2 separate regions of the Homo sapiens genome follow, and region 1 is linked to region 2. Evidence: read pairs that join two places in POLR2A ChIA-PET (ENCODE). Cell type or tissue: PC-3. All regions are shown on one strand. Links, peaks and the distances in the headings refer to the core of each region. The heading gives the core; the rest is flanking DNA.

Region 1 (8,359 bases), core at 1-8,000, 170 kb after region 2:
CTCTCGAACTCCTAGCCTCAAGCAATCTGCCCTCCTAGGCCTCCCAAAGTGCTGGGATTACAAGTGAGAATCTGGCCCCCAACTCCCCCTCCTGATGCCTCAGTTTCCTGCCCTGCAAAATGGAGATATAATGCCAACTTCAAAAGATTGCTGTGAGTATTATATGCGATAATGCCTGGCAAGAGCCCAGTGGGAGGCCTGGCTCTAAAGAGGGTGGCAGTTTTAATGAGAAGGTGTCAGCACTCAGGGAACATTGACTGGTGACCTATGTGACTGAGGCCACTGGGGAGGAGAACCTGCAGGTCCCAGGACAGGGAAGAGACTGGTCTGTCCCCAGGAAACTCCTGGGTTTCTGTTCCTCTGGCCTAAGGGTCATAGCAAGGCAAAAGGCAGGAAAGGGTGAAGAGCCGTGAAAGTGATAGAGGCTGCTGGGCGTGGTGGCTCACACCTGCAATCCCAGCACTTTGGGAGGCTGAGGCATGTGGATCACCTGAGGTCAGAAGTTTGAGACCAGCCTGGCCAACCTGGTGAAAGCCTGTCTCTACTAAAAATACAAAAATTAGCCAGGCGTGGTAGTGCATGCCTGTAATCCATAATCCCTGCTACCAGGGAGGCTGAGGCAAAAGAATCGCTATTGAATCCGAGAGGCAGAGGTTGCAGTGAGCCGAGATCGCACCACTACACTTCAGGCTGGGAGACAGAGTGAGACTCAGTCTCAAAAAAAAAAAAAAAAAAAAAAAAAAAGAGAGAAAGAAAATGATAGAGTAGAGGCCACTAGGGCTGGGATTTATCAGGCCAGAATTTCAATCCATCCAGCCCAGTAAGGGATCCAAGAAGAGGCATGATCCCAGTTCCCAACTATTTGAAAATTGGAAACGCCAAACAAGGAGAGGGTTGAGTCAGCTGGGGTTAGTTAGGAGGGGGAGGCCAGGACCAGGAGGTGGGGGCCGGAGCCGGCTTCCTGGGAGAGAGCCATGGGCAGGCGCAGGGAGTGGGGAGGTGGTGGCAGGGACCCGGAGGTGGGCTGGGAAGGGGCCAGAGGCAGCTGGGAATCCCAGCCCCACCCGTGGAGAAGCATCTGTGGAGTGACCCGAGGCCACCTCTGAAGTCCTCCCCAGGCTCAGGCCCCAGCCAGGCCTCCCCTTCCCCACCGACTGGGATGGGAGAAAGATGGGGAAAGAGGCCAAATGTTACAAAACACCTAGGTGTGACCCGCCTGATGGGGAGGGGGGACACATCTCTACCCAACAGCCCAAGCCCAAAGCATAGGGTGGGGTGGGGTGAGATCCCCAGGCCTGTGTGTCTCTCTCTCCTGAGTCCTGCTGTTTCTCTGAGGCCACGGGAGCCAGATTTAGAGTCGAGCAGCCCCACATCCCACCAAGTAAGGACCAACTGCAGGTTGGCCCAGAGCTCCCCAGGCAAGGTCCTGCCTCCTCCAGTGTAGGCCAGGGGGGGACAGGGCTAGGATGGGGTCCCAGGACATCCCCCACCCCCCCCACTGTCACTACCCTCAGGATGCACGAACATCCTTTCTGCACCCATGGGAGCCCCTGGCCACACCTCCTGTTGCTCAGAGCCCACCAACTGCACACATCTGGGAAGGGGACAAGGCGTCCAAAGACTCCAGCCTTTCCCAGGCCACACCCTGGGGTGTGCCCCCCTCCTTCTCCCAGTCCAGGAAGGAGCAATCAGGGTGGAAGGATGGACTCTGTCCTACAGCTGCGGCCTCGGTAGGCGAAGGAGGGGCAGTGACAGATCAGAGGCAGTTACACCCGGAGCTCTGAGACTGCGAAAGAGGCCCAGGGAATGGACAATCCCCTTACACAGCCATTCATTCAACAAGCCCAGTACAGGACCTGGGTCATAGAGAAGGCGTGCCCGGCTGTGCCCTGGGAACCCTGCCTCAGATATTCCACCGGCCTTGTCTTTAGCAGGAACGAGACTTAGTGCAATCACGGATTGTCAAATACCTGCCACATTCCAGGCACTGAGCAAGGTGCATCCACCTGGTTACTTCATAACCACCAGGAAGCAGGCCTCCCCATTTCACATTTGACTGAGGCTCAGAGAGGTAAAGCAACTTGCCCAAGGTCACAGAGCCAGTCAGGGCTGGGCCAAGACTTGAAGGCAGGGCCTTTTGAGCCCACATCTTTCCCTTGACCACAGTGCCCAGGGAAGTGGCTCTGAGACCAATGAGGACACAGACAAGTCAAAAAGGGCAGAGTGGACATCCCAGCTTGTCCCACATCTTCTGGGGCCCTGCAGAGAGCATGGCTGGGCAGGCAGCTCCCAAGTGCAGGGGCCAGAGCACGCCCCTTTCCAATCTCAGCAAGGAGCCTGGGCCTTCTTGGCCTGCTGGCTTCCTCAAAGCCATTAATTTGCTCACTTGAATTTGTTTGTTTGTTTGTAGTTTTGAGACAGAGTCTCGCAATGACGCCCAGGCTTGAGTGCAATGGCATGATCTCAGCTCACTGCAACCTCCGCTTCCCAGGTTCAAGCGATTCTCCTACCTCAGCCTCCTGAGTAGCTGAGACTACAGTCATGCACCACCACACCCGGCTAACTTTTTTGTATTTTTAGTAGAGACGGGGTTTCACCATCTTGGCCAGGCTGGTCTCGAACTCCTGACCTCAAGTATCTGCTCACCTCAGCCTCCCAAAGTGCTGGGATTACAGGCGTGAGCCACCGCGCCCATCCTTTATTCACTTGATTTTTTTTTTTTGAGATGGAGTTTTGTTCTTGTTGCTCAGGCTGGAGTGCAATGGCGCGATCTCAGCTCACCACAACCTCCGCCTCCCGGGTTCAAGTGATTCTCCTGCCTCAGCCTCCCTGAGTAGCTGGGATTACAGGCATGTGCCACCATGCTTAGCTGATTTTTTTATTATTATTATTTTCAGTAGAGACGAGGTTTCTCCATGGTGGTCAGGCTGGTCTCGAACTCCCAACCTCAGGTGATCCGCCCGCCTTGGCCTCCCAAAGTGCTGGGATTACAGGTTGTGAGCCACTGTGCCCAGCCTCACTTGAAGTTTTAATGTGTTCACCTACTATCTGCCTAGCACCAGGCAAACAGCAATGAACAAAGCCAAGTCCCTGCCCTCATGCAGCTTCCACTCTAGATGAGGGGGTAAGAATAAATCTACAAGCCATGAGCTCCGGCTGTGGAGTTCTAAGGCAGAGTCTGCAACTCCACAAATGAACACTCAGCAAGATCCCCTCCGCCTACACCATAAGCCAATGCAGAGGCCCCAGCTTGGGTGGGGACGGGGGAGCTCCTGGCTGGAGATGGGTAGGGGGATGACTGCCAGGCATGTGAGCCAGTCCAACCCCCACCCATGCTGTCCCCTCCATCACTTGCCATTCTTTTTTCTTTTTTTTTTTTAAGAGACAGGATCGCGTTCTATCACCCAGGCTGGAGCGCAGTGGCAAGATCATGGTTCACTGCAACCTCCACCTCCTGGGCTCAAGTGATCCTCCTACCTTGGTCTCCCAAAGTGTGGGGATTACAGGTGTGAGCCACCACTCCTGGCCCACCTGCCGGTTTTTTTTTTTTTTTTTTTAGGAATTTTTATTGTCCAAACAAGAGATCGTAAGAGAAGACACAAATAAATTAACTGTTCTGAGAATTCTGGACTCCACCTCCTGCCCACTCCTCCTGGAACTTTCCCATCTCAGGTAGTGGCAGCTCCATCCTTCGGGATGCTGAAGCCAAAGACTGTGGAGGCATCCCGGACTCTTCTCTTTCTGTCCCGCCCCACATCCAACCCACTAGCAAATCCTGGTGACCCATCTTCAAAATGTACTGGGGATTCAACCATCTCCCACCTCCGTGGTCCTAGCTTGAGCTCCCATCGTCTGTCCTGGGTCACGGCCTCCTTGCCTTTGCTCTGGACCCTCCCCGTGCTCCTCTCCACACAGCAGCCAAAGCAATCCTATGGAACACCGGGCCCCTTCAGTGACTTCTCAATTCACTCAGACGCAAATCCAAGGTCCTTCCCATGGCCAAAGCTCTGCTGATCACCCTCTGCCACCCCCCTGCCTGCTGCATCCACCATGCTCCCCCTCACTGATGCTGCTCCAGCCCCACGGGCCTCCTTGCTTTTCCACAGACATGCCAAGGACACTCCCACCTCTGGGCCTCTGCACTAGCTGTGCCCTCTGCCTGGAATGCCCTTTCCATTGATATCTGCGAGGCTCACCCGCTCACTTACTTCAGGTCTCCTTCAGTTCAAATTTATCTTATCAGAGGCTTTTCCTACCACCCCACCCTACCTACCCCGCCTCATCACTCACTGCCCTCTTCCCTGTTTTATTTTTTCTTCTGAGCACTTATCACCACCTGATGTATTTCATTTATTGTCTGTCTTCCTGCACTAGCTATAACGCAAGTGACATGAGAGGAAGGAATCTGACATTTTTATTCTCTGCGGTAACCTCAAGATCTAGAACAGGGCGGGTGCAGTGGCTCACGCCTGTAATCCCAGTGCTTTGGGAGGCCAAGATGGGTGGATCACTTGAGGTCAGGAGTTCAAGACCAACCTGGCCAACATGGTGGAACTCCATCTCTACTAAAAATACAAAAATTAGCTGGACGTGGTGGCGTGTTCCTGTAATCCCAGCTACTTGGGAGGCTAAGGCAGGAGAATCTCTTGAACCTGGGGGGCAGAGATTGCAGTGCGGCGAGATCATACCACTGCACTCTAGCCTGGGTAACAGATCAAGACTCCATCTCAAAAAAAAAAAAAAGATCTAGAACACAGTCAGATACATAGAAGATGCTCCACAGATATTTGTGAAATGAATTTTAAAAAACGCTTAATCACATACATCATTTGTTCATTCATTCATTCAACACACTCTGCAAGGCTTTGCGCACCAGATACTCCCCTAAAACCCAGAGCAACAGGACACCCTCCTTCATGGCTCAGGGAATGGGCCCTGGTCAGGAGCTAGGAGCTGGTCCTAAGGCTATCTCAGGATGCCACAGATGCCTCCAGGGATGCTCTGAGGTTCCTGCAGGCCTGGCACAGATGAGCATCATGGAAGGGAAGGGAGAGTGGTTCTGGGGGCAGCAAGACTCAAAGGCCTCACATTCCCAGGCCTCAAAGAGCCACCTTGTTCTCAGGGCTTTCATGACAGCACCCCCGACCCGGCCACCCCAGCAGCCACGAGCCACACCCCTCTCAAGGCTGCTATTGACACAGCCCTGACGCCACCAGGCTGGGCAGTGAGGCCGGCGGCTCCCCGCGAAGTGAGTTCCACACATACTTCTGGGTTTCAGTCAGCCAGCTCTGGGTGCTGGGGCAGCTGGCCCCGGGAGCAGGAGGGGGTGGCAGGGCCAAAGAGGCCAAGGCCCAGGCGGAAGCAACATTCCAGCAGGGCCGGGACCCTCGGCGCAGCCTCCCTCTTCTTGGCAGGAGCAGGAGCGAGAGGAGAAAAAGGCCAGGGTAGGCCCTGGGACAGGGAGAGGTAGGCCCAGCAGATACTTGGGAAGCTGCCGGGGAACCAAGTCATATTCACTTCCTCCTCCAGTCTGACCCCTCATAGCTGGGACTGGATTGGGTGAAGGGGAGGGGGGCAACAGGCCAGGGCTGGGAACCCTTCCCATATACCCCAAGTAGTCTGAGGGTGCAGAGCCCACACCTCTGGCCTCCAAGTGGCCTCTGAATCATTGCTCCAGATCTTTCCATAGCCTGGGCAGGCCCTCCTGCCCTCCCTCCTGAGCCTCTCACCCCAAGGCCAGGCAGCCCTTGAAGCTCTGCAGACTCACCCTAAACCTTGAGCCCCCAGGGAACAGCCAGAAAAAAACAGCGCAGGCTCCACACAGGACAACCAGGAGGGTGTTCTTCCCCTTCCCCCACTAGCAGCATGGCAGGGGCAGGGGCCCCTGACCTCCCACACTGGGCAGGGCCAGCCTGGCCCACTCAGGCCTAAAAGTCCCTGGATAAATTCAACTGCCTGTAGAGTCCCAGGAAATATCTGATGAGAACATTAATGAATTAACAAACCTAAAAATGACCACCCTAGAGTTCCTAGGCTTCCCCTCCAGGCACAGGCGTCCCTAGGAGACCCCACGGACACTGAGGCATACCCAACCTAAGAGCTTCTGTCCCCGAGCCAATCCCTGATATTCCTTGCCTGAGGTAGCCCCTGTACTACTTGGGACCAGAGTTCTTAATCAACATCTGTGACAAGTTGTAGCAATATCTACTGACTGCCCACGACAAGCACATGGGGCAGTACGTGGCGTGATTAGGAGAGCTTCGTCTGGATTCAAAACTTGGCTTGCAGCATCTCTGAGTGTGTGGATATGTAAGTCACTGGGCAAGTTACGTAACCTCTCAGTGCCTCAATGTCCTCTGCTTAGAGAATGGGGATCAGGCTAGTAGCTACAGCTTAAAACATTCGACAAAGATATTCACTAAGCACTTACTACCTGCCAGGTGCTAAGCATACAGCAGTGAACAAAAACAAATGAGGTCCTGCTCTCGTAGAACTTAAACTGAGCAGGAGGAAGCAGATAAACACATAAACAAATACAGACAAATACAGGCCAGACAATTGTGAGAACAAAAATAAAGCAGTTTAAGGAGACAGCCATTATGGGAAGAGTGGTAAGGACCAGAAAGAGGGAGAGGGTCATATGGATATTACGGGGACAAATGTCCCAGGCAGAAGGAACAGCAGACGCAGAGACCCTAAGGTGGGAGTGTGTTTCACATGCTCAAGAAACAAAGCCTTGGTCAGGCGAGGTGGCCCATGCCTATAATCCTAGCACTTCAGAAGGCTGAGGTGGGAGGATAGCTTGAGTTAAAGAGTTTGGGACCAGCCTGGGCAATACAACAAGATCCCATCTCTATTTGTTTTAAATTTTTATATTCATTAGAAAAGAAAAGGCTGGGTGCAGTGGCTCACGCCTATAATCCTAGCACTTTGGGAGGCCGAAGGGGGTGGATCATTTGAGCCCAGGAGTTCGAGACCTGCCTGGGGGAACATGGCAAAACCCTGTCTCTATAAAAAATACAAAAATTAGCCAGGTGTAGAGGAGGGTGTCTGTAGTCCCAGCTACTCAGGGGGCTGAGGTGGGAGGATCACCTGAGCGTGGGAGGTTGAGGCAGCGGTGAGCTGTGATTGTGCCACTGCACTCCAGCCTGGGTGACAGTGTGAGACCCTGTCTCAAAAAAAAAAAAAAGAAAAGAAAAAGAAACAAAGACTGGTATAGCTGGAGGAGTTTGAGAGGAGCAGGTGGCAGGAGGCCGGGTGTTGCAGGGCCTCGTAGGCTATATTAAGTCAGGGGCTGGGACCTAATTCTGAGCACCGCAGGGAGGTGGTGAGCAGGAAACACAGGTGAATGGGAGGATTCACTGAGAAACTCAGAGCAGACAGTGGGTACTGGGTAAGTCTGAAGTACCCGTATTACTGTGTCATCATCCAGCCTGGCACCCCAAGAGCTCCTTCCCCTCCACTTTGCTCACCCGTCTTCCGGGCCCTGAACCCAGTCACCTCCTGCCACCTTCTTTCCACCGTCTCCCGGGCAGGGCTTCAGACCCACAGATCCTAACTTGTCTGCGCTCAGCCTGAGAGCAGGCCCGGGCCAAGCCAGGCAGGGGCCACAACTCCCCAGACAGGGGGAAATGGGCCTAAGGGATGGGGGGGTGGTCCATCTCTGCCCCTTCCAGCTTCTACCCTGCAGACAGACCTGCAGCCTGCCCTCCTTCCCTCCGGGAATGTCCAGGGCACACTCAAAACCCCATCCTGTGCCGGCTGCAGGTACGGAACAAGTAGGCTAGTGTCAGGTGACAGAGCAGCTGGCTGCGTGGAGGAGGGCTGAGGGACCGCCAGGAAGGGGAGGCTCCTGCAGTTCAGCTGGCAGCCTCCCCAGTGAGGAAATCCAGCTGAGGCAGGAAACAGGTATCTCAGCGACTTCCCTCCTAGGCCCTGGAAAACACCTTAATCACCACCGAGGCTCCCTCAAGACGCCTGTCCCCTGCAGGGCCGCCCTAAAGGGGTCAGCAGGCCAAGGCCTGCCGAGTCACCCAGGCCCAGCCCCCTCCTCCAGCAAGCCTCCTCACCTCCCAACAGCTGAAATTACACCCACACTTAATCACAGATCAGCTTCCTGTGGTCCTGTCCCCCGTCCCGGGGAAGCCTGGAGCTCCCTAAGGCCCATCTCACCCTGCTGCTGTGCCCAACCCTTCCCCATAAGCCACTGGCTCCGGACCAAACTGAAGGGCAGATGAGAGCAAGGGTAGCAGGCAAAGAGGGTCCAAGGTGTGCTGGGAGCCTGGGCTAGGAATTGATCTCATTTTTGACTTGCAACAAACTCCTCAACCCCATTGTACAGATTTGGAAACTAAGGCTC
Region 2 (10,036 bases), core at 1,087-9,086:
ACTAAAAGAATCCCGTGCTCCTTGGAGAAATAACTGGCTGATTCCAAGGCCAGGGCAGTGAAATTAGAAAACGAACCTACATCTTACTGTGCCCTAAAATGATGTACTGAAAGATGGTGGAGACATGTCAAAAGAGCACAAGAGTTGGCTGGAAGGGGAGGTCCCACTGGTCAAATTTGGCAACAAAATTTAGCAACAAAATGAGTAATAGGATTATAACCTACTGAATAAAGTAAGAATCCATCATTTCATGGTGAGATGGATGGAAGAAAAATCTCTTCCCTTTAGAAGAAAACCAACTATCAAAGTGGAAGGAATGACAGAATTAAAAATCTCCATTTGGCATACATCAGATTCAGAAAGGAATGAGGCAAGGATCATCACGGATGCTAACGTAGGCAAGTTGGAGAAATAACAATATTTACAATGTCTCAAAGTATCTCAGAAAAAGTTAATTACAAAGGGAAAGATAATAACTTTCAGTGGAGAAACTTGACAGACACCACCTTAACCAAATGCTTAAATTTAACACACCCAGTAATGAATCTAATTGACACCACACACCTTCTGGTATAATGCACAACACAGAATCACTTCTGTGATGTTCTGGCCAAAGATGCATGGCCTTAATTGAATCATGAGGAAACATCAGACCAAACCAACTCAAGGGACTTTATACAAAATAAGTCAGTGTCATGAAATACAAAGAAAGATTCACTAACAGTTCCAGATTAAAGGAAACCAAAGAGACACAACTGAATGTAACATAAGCTTAGGTTTTCTTTTGCTATAAAGGAACATTACAGGACAAAGTTCTGCAGATTTCTGTAGGATACCCACTAAAGGATTACTGATAACAGTAAAAGACTGGAAATTTATATGGAAGTAACAAAATAAATTACAATATAACCAAACAACAAAAACTACTGCTGTCAAAAAATAAAAAGGTAGGCCGGGCACAGTGGCTCACGCCTGTAATCCCAGCATTTTGGGAGGCCCAGGTGGGCGGATCACAAAGTCAGGAGTTCGAGACCAGCCTGGCCAACATGGTAAAACCCCATCTCTACTAAAAATACAAAAATTCGCCAGGAGTGGTGGCGGGAGCCTGTAATCCCAGCTACCCAGGAGGCTGAGGCAGGAGAAATCACTTGAAACTGGAAGGCGGGAGGGTGCAGTGAGCCGAGATCGTGCCACTGCACTCCAGCCTGGGCAACAAGAACAAAACTCTATCTCAAAAAAAATAAAAATAAAAATAAATTTAAAAAAAGGTAGGGAAAGCTTTTAATGTTGTGATATATAACGATATCATTAGTTGAAAAAAGGAAGGTGGGCCAGGCACAGTGGCTCACGCCTGTAATCCCAGCACTTTGGGAGGCTGAGGCAGGCGATCACCTGAGGTCGGGATTTCGAGACCAGCCTGACCAACATGGAGAAACCCTGTCTCTACTAAAAATACAAAATTAGCCGGGCATGGTGGCGCATGCCTGTTAATCCCAGCTAGTTGGGAGGCTGAGGCAGGAGAACTGCTTGAGCCCAGCAGGGTGAAGGTTGTGGTGAGCCAAGATCACGCCATCGCACTCCAGCCTGGACAACAAGTGGAAACTTTGTCTCAAAAGAAAAAAAAGAAAAAAAAAAAGGAAGGTACAAAACACTGCATATCATGTTGCCATGTTTTTTATTTACAAATGGGGTAAACACACCCGTTTGTTTAGATAGAAGAGTACATTATAAACTGGAAACAACCTTATCGGCAAAGATTATCTCTGTACTTGCCAGCTATAAGTCAGAAGTAAATAACACTCTGAACTTCCTTTTTTTTTTTTTTGAGACTCCCATACTGAAGTGGCATGTTCATGGCTCACTGCAGCCTCTACATCCTGGACTCAAGTAATCCTCCAGCCTCAGCCTCTGGAGTAGCTGGGAGGTGCATGCCACCATACTTGGATAATTTTTTATTTTATTTTTTGTAAAAACAGGGTCTTGCCATGTTGCCCCAGGCTGACCCCATCACTTTTTATACCTTTCAGACTTTGAACAATAAAATGTGTTACATATTCCAAAAATAAGTAAATAATTGTTTTAATGTTCAGTTTAAACATACTGTCTTCTAAAATATAAAAATGAAGCTGGGTGTGGTGGCACATGCTTATAGTGCCAGCTATTCAGAAGGCTCAGGCAGAAGATGGCCTAAGCCTAGGAGTTGGAGGCTGCAATGAACTATGATTGCACCTGTGAACAGCCACTGCACTACAGCCTGGCCAACAAAGTGAGACCCTGTCTCTATTTTAAAACTTTTGAAAAAATAAAAATGAAAACAAGTTCGACCAATTTAAGAACAGTTTTGTCAGCTTATATCAAAGCTAGGAGGGAAAAAAGCTTATTAATGAAATAAAGTAGAACCCATCCACTGTGGGGAGAAGAAGCTAGGGTTTTGTTTTAGTGCTTATAACTCATCTCTAATGGGAAAGGTCTACTATAAGAGAGTTAAAGAAACAAAACTGGCCGGGTGCAGTGGCTCCTGCCTGTAATCCCCAGCACTTTGGGAGACTGAGGTGGGCAGATCACTTGAGGCCAGAAGTTCAAGACCAGCCTGGCCAACATGGCAAAACCCCGTCTCTACTAAAAATACAAAAATGTGCCAAGCGTGGTGGCGTGTGCCTATAATCCCAGCTACTTGGGAGGCTGAAGTGAGAGAACCGCTTGAACCAGGAAGGCAGGGTTTGCAGTGAGCTGTGATCGCACCAGTGCATTCCAGCCAGGCTGGGCAACAGAGCGAGACTCGTCTCAAAAAAAAAAAGAAGAAACAAAACTGATTCTGAGACTGAGAAAAGTAACAGAAAATCTCTCCTGGGAACAGTGACAAGGATATACTAGGAAGGTTCTTTCGAAAGAAAATTACAGCTAGTGGCAATGGACTCTCCCAAAGGTCTTTGGCAGATAGGAAAAAATAGTGTCAGTAACCATGGTGAAAATATACCTCTAAAACAAAGTAGGCACTTATTTTGTCAATCCTTTCAACTCTGCTTTTCAAAGGTGTAATATCAAGTCTTGTTTGTTCACTCCCTCCTCTTGGACAAGTGGGTGGTAAAAATTTTTCACACGGGCCGGGCGCGGTGGCTCACGCCTGTAATCCCAGCACTTTGGGAGGCGGAGGCGGGTGGATCACGAGGTCAGGGGTTTGAGACCAGCCTGACCAACATGGTGAAACCCCATCTCTACTAAAAATACAAAAATTAGCTGGACGTGGTGGCAGGCGCCTGTAATCCTGGCTACTCAGGAGGCTGAGGCAGGAGAATTGCTTGAACCTGGGAGGCGGAGGTTGCAGTGAGCCGAGATCACGCCACTGCACTCCAGCCTGGGCGACAGAGCGAGACTTCATCTCAAAAAAAAAAAAAAAAAAAAAAATTCACACGACCTGGCTGGGGAAACAGATACTCCCATGTGTCAAACACAGACATCATTCTCAGAAAATAGTTCCACTGGATCTGTTTAGATTTTAGTCTCCAGTTCCTGATAGCAAAATAATTCAGACAATGAAGAAAAGGTAGGCTCTCCCTGTCCCCACCCAAAAATCATGCATACTCAACTGGTTCTAAAGCTGGCATCAAAAGGCAAACACAACCTATGGCCTAAATATTACCACAATAAGACTTTCAAAAGCTACTATGAGAAGCTGGGAGCAATCTGTATTATTAGGCCCCACAACACTGGCATTGTTCTTTTTAAATTTTCTTAAATTAATTGCTTGCTAGGTATCACTGAATACGTCTTCAGTCGGCTAGAACACCACCACAGCAGAATGCCAAGTGCAGGTGACCTGTGATAGACTACCACCCCAGGCCAAACCTATGGCTCCCGAGCCTCTATGGCCACACTTCAGGTGGGAACCAAAAAGCCAATGGCGGTGCTTTGCATTAAAAGGGCTTGGGCTTTCTAAACTTCTAAATTGTTGCTAAGCCTTTCATACATAGCCCAATATGGGGGGGCGGGGTTGTGTTTGTTCTCTTACTTGGAGAGGTAAAGAATCTACTTAACAAACACAAATAACAGCTGGGCGCAGTGGCTCACGCCTATAATCCCAACACTTTGAGAGGCCAAGGCGGGCAGATCACCTGAGGTCGGGAGTTCGAGACCAGCCTGGCTGACATAGAGAAACCTCGTCTCTACTAAAAATACAAAAAATTAGCCAGGCGTGGTGGCACATGCCTGTAATTCCAGCTACTCAGGAGGCTGAGGCAGGAGAATCACTTGAACCCAGGAGGCAGAGGGTGCGGTGAGCCGAGATCATGCCATTGCACTCCAACCCTGGTAACTAGAGAGAAACTCTGTTTCAAGAAAAGGAAGGGAGGAAGGAAGGGAGGGAGGGAGGGAGGACGGATGGACAGGCAGACACAAATCACAGTTCTAATTATAAGCTGTTACTTCTAAAGCCAGCCTTAGCAGCACAGCAGAATGCCAACCACAGAGGGCTGTAGCCTCTCCCATTCGTCATTCTCCAATGCCCCTAACTCCATTTTATCCCTCCTTAGGAGTAGGCCCCAGGTATCAAGGATCATTTATCATCATGTGTGTGCCAATTTCCTTACAGTAGAAAAACAGTTATGTGTACCTGTGTCTATCAACTATCAAAACAGATCAAGGAGGTTGAGTGTTTCACAAAATATGAGACAGTGTCTGGGAGCAGTGGTTCACACCTGTAGTCCCAGCAATTTGCAAGGCTGAGGCAGGCAGATCACTTGAGGCCAGGAATTTGACACCAGCCAGGCCAATATGGCGAAAACCCATCTTTACTAAAAATACAAAAAATTAGCCAGGTGTGGTGGCATATGCCTATAGTCCCAGCTGCTCAGGAAGCTGAGACAAGAGAATTGCTTGAACCCGGGAGGCAGAGGCTGCAGTGAGCTGAGATCACGCCACTGCACTCCAGCCTGGGCATCAGAGAGAGACCCTGTCTCCAAAAAAAAAAAAAAGCCTGGGCGCAGTGGGAGGCCGAGGCTGGTGGATTATGAGGTCAGGAGTTCAAGACCAACCTGGCCAAGATGGTGAAACCCTGACTCTACTAAAAATACAAAACTTAGCCAGGTATGGTGGCAGGTGCTTGTAATCCCAGCTACTCTGGAGGCTGAGGCAGAGAACTGCTTGAACCCGGGAGGCGGAGGTTGCAGTGAGCCGAGATCGTGATTGTGCCACCCCACACCAGCCTGGGTGACAGAGTGGCACTCCGTCTCAAAAAAAAAAAAAAAAAAAGACTTGATTACATAGGCATGACTGATTGAATCACTGGCCACTGGAGATTAGCAACCTTTAGTCCTCTCCCCTCCCAGAGGTCAGACTAAAAAGTTCTAAACCTCTCATCGTGGTTGGTTCTCCTGGCAACCAGCCCATGTGGAGGCTACCAAGAGCTCCCAGCCATCAGTCATTTCATTAGCATACAAAAAGACACTTAGTCACTTCAGAGATCCCAAAGGTTTTAGGAGCTGTGCCAGAAGTAGTACAAAGACTAAGCATATATTTCTTATAAATCAAAATATCATATAACCCTGCAGGAAAAATAACTAAAGAAAACATCTCAAAAATGTTAAATGACAACAATGTTTTTGTTTCAATAATTCTACTTCTGGGCACAGGTCCACCAAACTTGAGTAATAACAGCACAATGGCAATGCCATAGTACGATAAGGAATTCAGATAATTTAATGGGTACTTTGTTCCAAGACTGCACTGTATGAGAACACCAACGTGTTAGGCAGAGGATAGGTTCCAAAAGGTTTGGTTATGACGTACTAAGCAGACATCTGCTGTGATTTTAGGCCAGGGACACACTTTGGCAGCAGTAAACAGGACAGACCGGGCGGGGTGTGGTAGCTCATGCCTGTAATCCCAGCATTTTGGGAGGTCGAGGCAGGCGGATCACTTGAGGTCAGGAGTTTGAGACCAGCCTGGCTAATATGGTGAAACCCCGTTCTCTACTAAAAATTCAAAAATGTGCCAGGCATGGTGGCACGCGCCTGTAGTCCCACCTACTCCAGAGACTGAGGCAGAAGGCTCGCTTGAACCCGGGAGGCGGAGGTTGCAGTGAGCCGAGATCACGCCACTGCACTCAAGTCTGGGTGACAGAGCGAGACTCTGTCAAAAAAAAAAAGGGGGGGACAGCCCGAAGCTGAACAAGGCATGAGACGTTCCGAAGCTAAACAAGGTGTGAGACATAACTAACAATTTTTCTAGTGGAAGATGAGGTCTTAAAAAGCCAATTTAGGCCGGGTGTGGTGGCTCACACCCGTAATCCTAGCCCTTTGGAAGGCTGAGGTGAGTGGATCACCTGAGACAGGAGAATAGTTTGAAACTACGAAGCCGAGGTTGCAGTTAGCCGAGATCCCATGGTGCTCCGGCCTGGGCAACAAAGTGAGACTCCATCTCCAAAAAAAAAAAAAAAAAAAAAAAAAAAAAAAAAAAAGGCAATTCAGTGGGAATAGGAATGGAGGAAGTTCAAGCATATTGATGGGAAGAAATCAATAGAACTGGGGACTAATAAGATGCAACAGGCAAGAAAGGAAAGGAGAAATCTGGAATGATGCCCAAAATTGTAACAAAAAGATTTTCCAGGCTGGATGTGGTGGCTCACACCCGTAGTCCCAGCACTCTGAAAGGCCGAGGCGGGAGGATCACTTGAGGCTAGGAGTTCAAGACCAGCCTGGCCAACGTGGCAAAACCCTACTAAACTTCTACTAAGAATATAAAAATTAGCTGGGTTTGGTGGCGAATGCTTGTAATCCCAGCTACTCCAGAGGCTGTCATGAGAATCACTTGAACCCGGGAGGCGGAGGTTGCAGTGAGCTGAGATCATGGCACTGCACCCTAGCCTAGGTGACACAGCACAAAAAAAAACAATGTTCCACAAGTCAAAAATTGTGTTCAGGGAGTAGAAAAGTAGTAGGCTAGGTATCAAAGGGTATGAATGACTAAGTTCCTTCTATAATATATTGACTATAGGTAGGAGATACACTTTCAGTTCTGTTTTGGTAGATCTCCAATGATCTGTCATTTAAGAGTACACACGATGAGTGGAAAATTTATAATCAAAGATTTCACAGTTGCTATGCAGTTCAAAGATTCATCCTTTGAATGGGAAAGGGGGTAGGGATTTCACTCCAAATGGTCATTTACAGAGGTTCTGCTTCTTCCTCATCACCTCTTAGTTTCTTAGTTTTTATTTATTTATTTATGAGATGGAGTGTCGTTCTGTTGCCCAGGCTGGAGTGCACTGCAACCTCTACCTAACGGGCTCAAGACATTCTCCTGCCCGAGCCTCCTGAGACTCATGCCTGTAACCCAGCACTTTGGGAAGCTGAGTCGAGTGGATAACTTGAGGTCAGGAGTTCCAGATCAGCCTGGCCAACATGGCAAAACCCCGTCTCTACTACAAATACAAAAATTAGCCGGCGTGGTGGCGGGCATCTATAAACCCAGCTACTTGGGAGGCTGAGGCAGGAGAATCGCCTGCACCCAGGAGGCGGAGGTTGCAGTGAGCCAAGATCATGCCATTGTACTCCAGCCTGGGTGACAGAGCAAGACTCTGCCTCAAAAAAACAAAAAACAAGAACAACAACAAACAAAATCCATGGCCTCCTGGGCACTCAGGGTGTATAATACTCTACTCCCAGGCTCAGGTGATCTTCCCACCTCAGCCTTCCAAATAGCTGGGACCACAGGCATACGCCACCACACCCGGCTTTTTTGTATCATTTGTAGAGATGGGGTTTAGCCTCATTGCGCAAGCTGGGCTAGAATTCCTTGACTCAGGATTATAGGCATGAGCCACTGTGCCTGGGACCTTTTTTATTTTTATTTTTTGAGACGGTGTCTCGCTCTGTTGCCCAGGCTAGAGTGCAGTGGTGCAGTGGCTCAATCTCAGCTCACTGCAACCTCCACCTCCTGGTTTCAAGTGATTCTCCTGCCTCAGCCTCCCGAGTAGCTGGGACTCCAGGTGTGCGTCACCATGCCCGGCTAATTTTTGTATTTTTAGTAGAGATGGAGTTTCACTATGTTGGCCAGGCTGGTCTCGATCTCCTAACCTCGTGACCTGCCCACCTCGGCCTCCCAAAGTGCTGGGATTACAGGCATGAGCCACCGCGACCCGGCCAGGACTTTTTAGAGAGCTTTTTTTTTTTTTCTAGAGACAGGGTCTCACTACGTTGCCTGCTTACAAATAAATTGTTTTTAAAGAAAAATTTTTTGAAAAATCATTGAAGAAGGAAACTAGTTTACTTAAAACACTAAAGTACAGATTTTCCTGAAAGTGAAAATAAAGGAGAACCATGATAATATAAATTCTAGGTTCTAGTTACTAAAAACTTTACAGTGATTTTCATGTAATGCCTCATGGCATTACTGTATCAAGGTCTCATAAATTAGACATGCAAGAAATAAGCAAATCTAAAAACAGGTCAGGCATGGTGGCTCACGCCTGCAATCCCAGCACTCTGGGAGGCCGAGGCGGGTGGATCACAAGGTCAGGAGATCGAGACCATCCTGGCTAACATGGTGAAACCCCGTCTCTACTAAAAATATAAAAAAGTAGCCGGGCATGGTGGCGGGTACCTGTAGTCCCAGCTACTCAGGAGGCTGAGGCAGGAGAAAGGCGTGAAGCTGGGAGGCAGAGGTTGCAGTGAGCTGAGATTGCACCACTGCACTCTAGCCTGGGCAACAGAACAAGACTCCGTCTCAAAAAAAAAAAAAGAGTTTGCAAAATAGAAAAGTCTCAGCAGGTACCTCACTCAACTCCAATATGGAAAAATTCTCCAGCCCTACAGAGACTGAGCAGTGCATCAAGTCCCTGATTGCTATTTTCCAGGAGGATGCTGGAAAGGATGTCACAACCGCAAACTCTCCAAGAGGGGAGCCCCTCAGTTTCATGAATACAGAACTGGCTGCCCTCACACAGAACCACAAGGACGCTGGTGTCCTTGACCACATGATGAAGAAACTAGACCTCAACTGTGACAGGCAGTTAGATTTCCAAGAATTGCTTAATCTTTTTTGTTTCCCTCATCTCAGACTGAAAAATTTCTTAATCTTATTGGCAGCATGGCCCTAGTTCATCATAAGCCATGACTGTTTTATCATGGCTACCTATTCCCAGAAGCAAATCTAAGGAGGGTCTTGCCTTCAAGCCCCACCCCTTTCAAGCCCCACCCCCCCTTTCCTTCTAGGATCTCAGTCACCATCTTCTCCTCATGGCTCCCATACACCCTAAGCCCAGCATACCCACCACCCGTGTAGGCCACTCCTGCTAGTAGTAATAAAACAGTATCGTTTTGGTTTTGGTTTGTGTTTTGAGGCAGGGTCTTGTTCTGTTGCCCAGGCTGTGGTGCAGCAGTAAAATCATAGCTCACTGCAGCCTGGTCTTCCTGGCCTCAAGTGATCCTCCCGTCTTTGCCTCCCAAACTGCTGGGGTTACTAGCTTAAGCCACTGCACTTGGCCCAATATCATTTTTTAAAACACACACACAGTCTCGTCATGTATTTAATTTTAAGTATTTGTGTTCGTTTTCCCCATGTATGTCTCCCTTTTGCTTTGAGTTGTTGCTTTTGCTAACATCAGACATGTTCATGATTAGCAGTCATTCAATCCTCTGCTACTTTGCTAAAGTCATAGAGATCAAGTAACGTCAAATTATTCCATGATCTTACTTCCCAACTGATGAGAATAATCAATTCCAGGTTGACTGTAGACCTAAGCATGAAAGATAAAGCAATACAACTTATAGAAATAACACAGGAGAATATTTAGGACTCTGGGGAAGATAAATCTTTATCTTATGGGAGCTACATGATGAGAACTTCTGAACACAAAGAGAACTTACGAACACAAAGAACAATAGACGTTGGGGTCTTACTTGGGGGTGGAGGGTGGGAGGAGGGAGGGGAGCAGAAACAATTTTTTTTTTTTGAGGCAGGGTCTCGCTGTCACCCAGGCTAGAGTACAGTGCCAAGATCTCAGCTCACTGCAACCTCCGCCTCCTGGGTTCAAGCAATT

Evidence for each region. Peaks named below come from ENCODE experiments on the same cell type or tissue, not always from the same donor. Only the 100,000 strongest peaks of a DNase experiment are listed, where the experiment ranks them.
Region 1: POLR2A ChIA-PET joins it to region 2 with 32 read pairs; 9 of 35 experiments call an interaction of 5 or more read pairs at or near these places.

What each region holds. Positions count from the first base shown.
Region 1 is chr1:21,926,045-21,934,403 of GRCh38, forward strand. All of the region lies in intron 1 of HSPG2 (heparan sulfate proteoglycan 2), which reads right to left. Among named protein-coding and RNA genes, the nearest start is that of HSPG2, 7.1 kb to the right of the region's middle. RefSeq lists enhancers at 1,659-2,215, 2,216-2,770, 5,499-6,261. In PC-3, for the core only: no CTCF peak of the experiment used is centred there; a DNase peak (open chromatin) is centred at 7,867; H3K4me3 peaks cover 472 bases; H3K27ac peaks cover 1,717 bases.
Region 2 is chr1:21,759,484-21,769,519 of GRCh38, forward strand. All of the region lies in intron 1 of USP48 (ubiquitin specific peptidase 48), which reads right to left. Among named protein-coding and RNA genes, the nearest start is that of USP48, 19 kb to the right of the region's middle. RefSeq lists an enhancer at 2,419-2,498. In PC-3, for the core only: no CTCF peak of the experiment used is centred there; a DNase peak (open chromatin) is centred at 5,408; H3K27ac peaks cover 1,796 bases.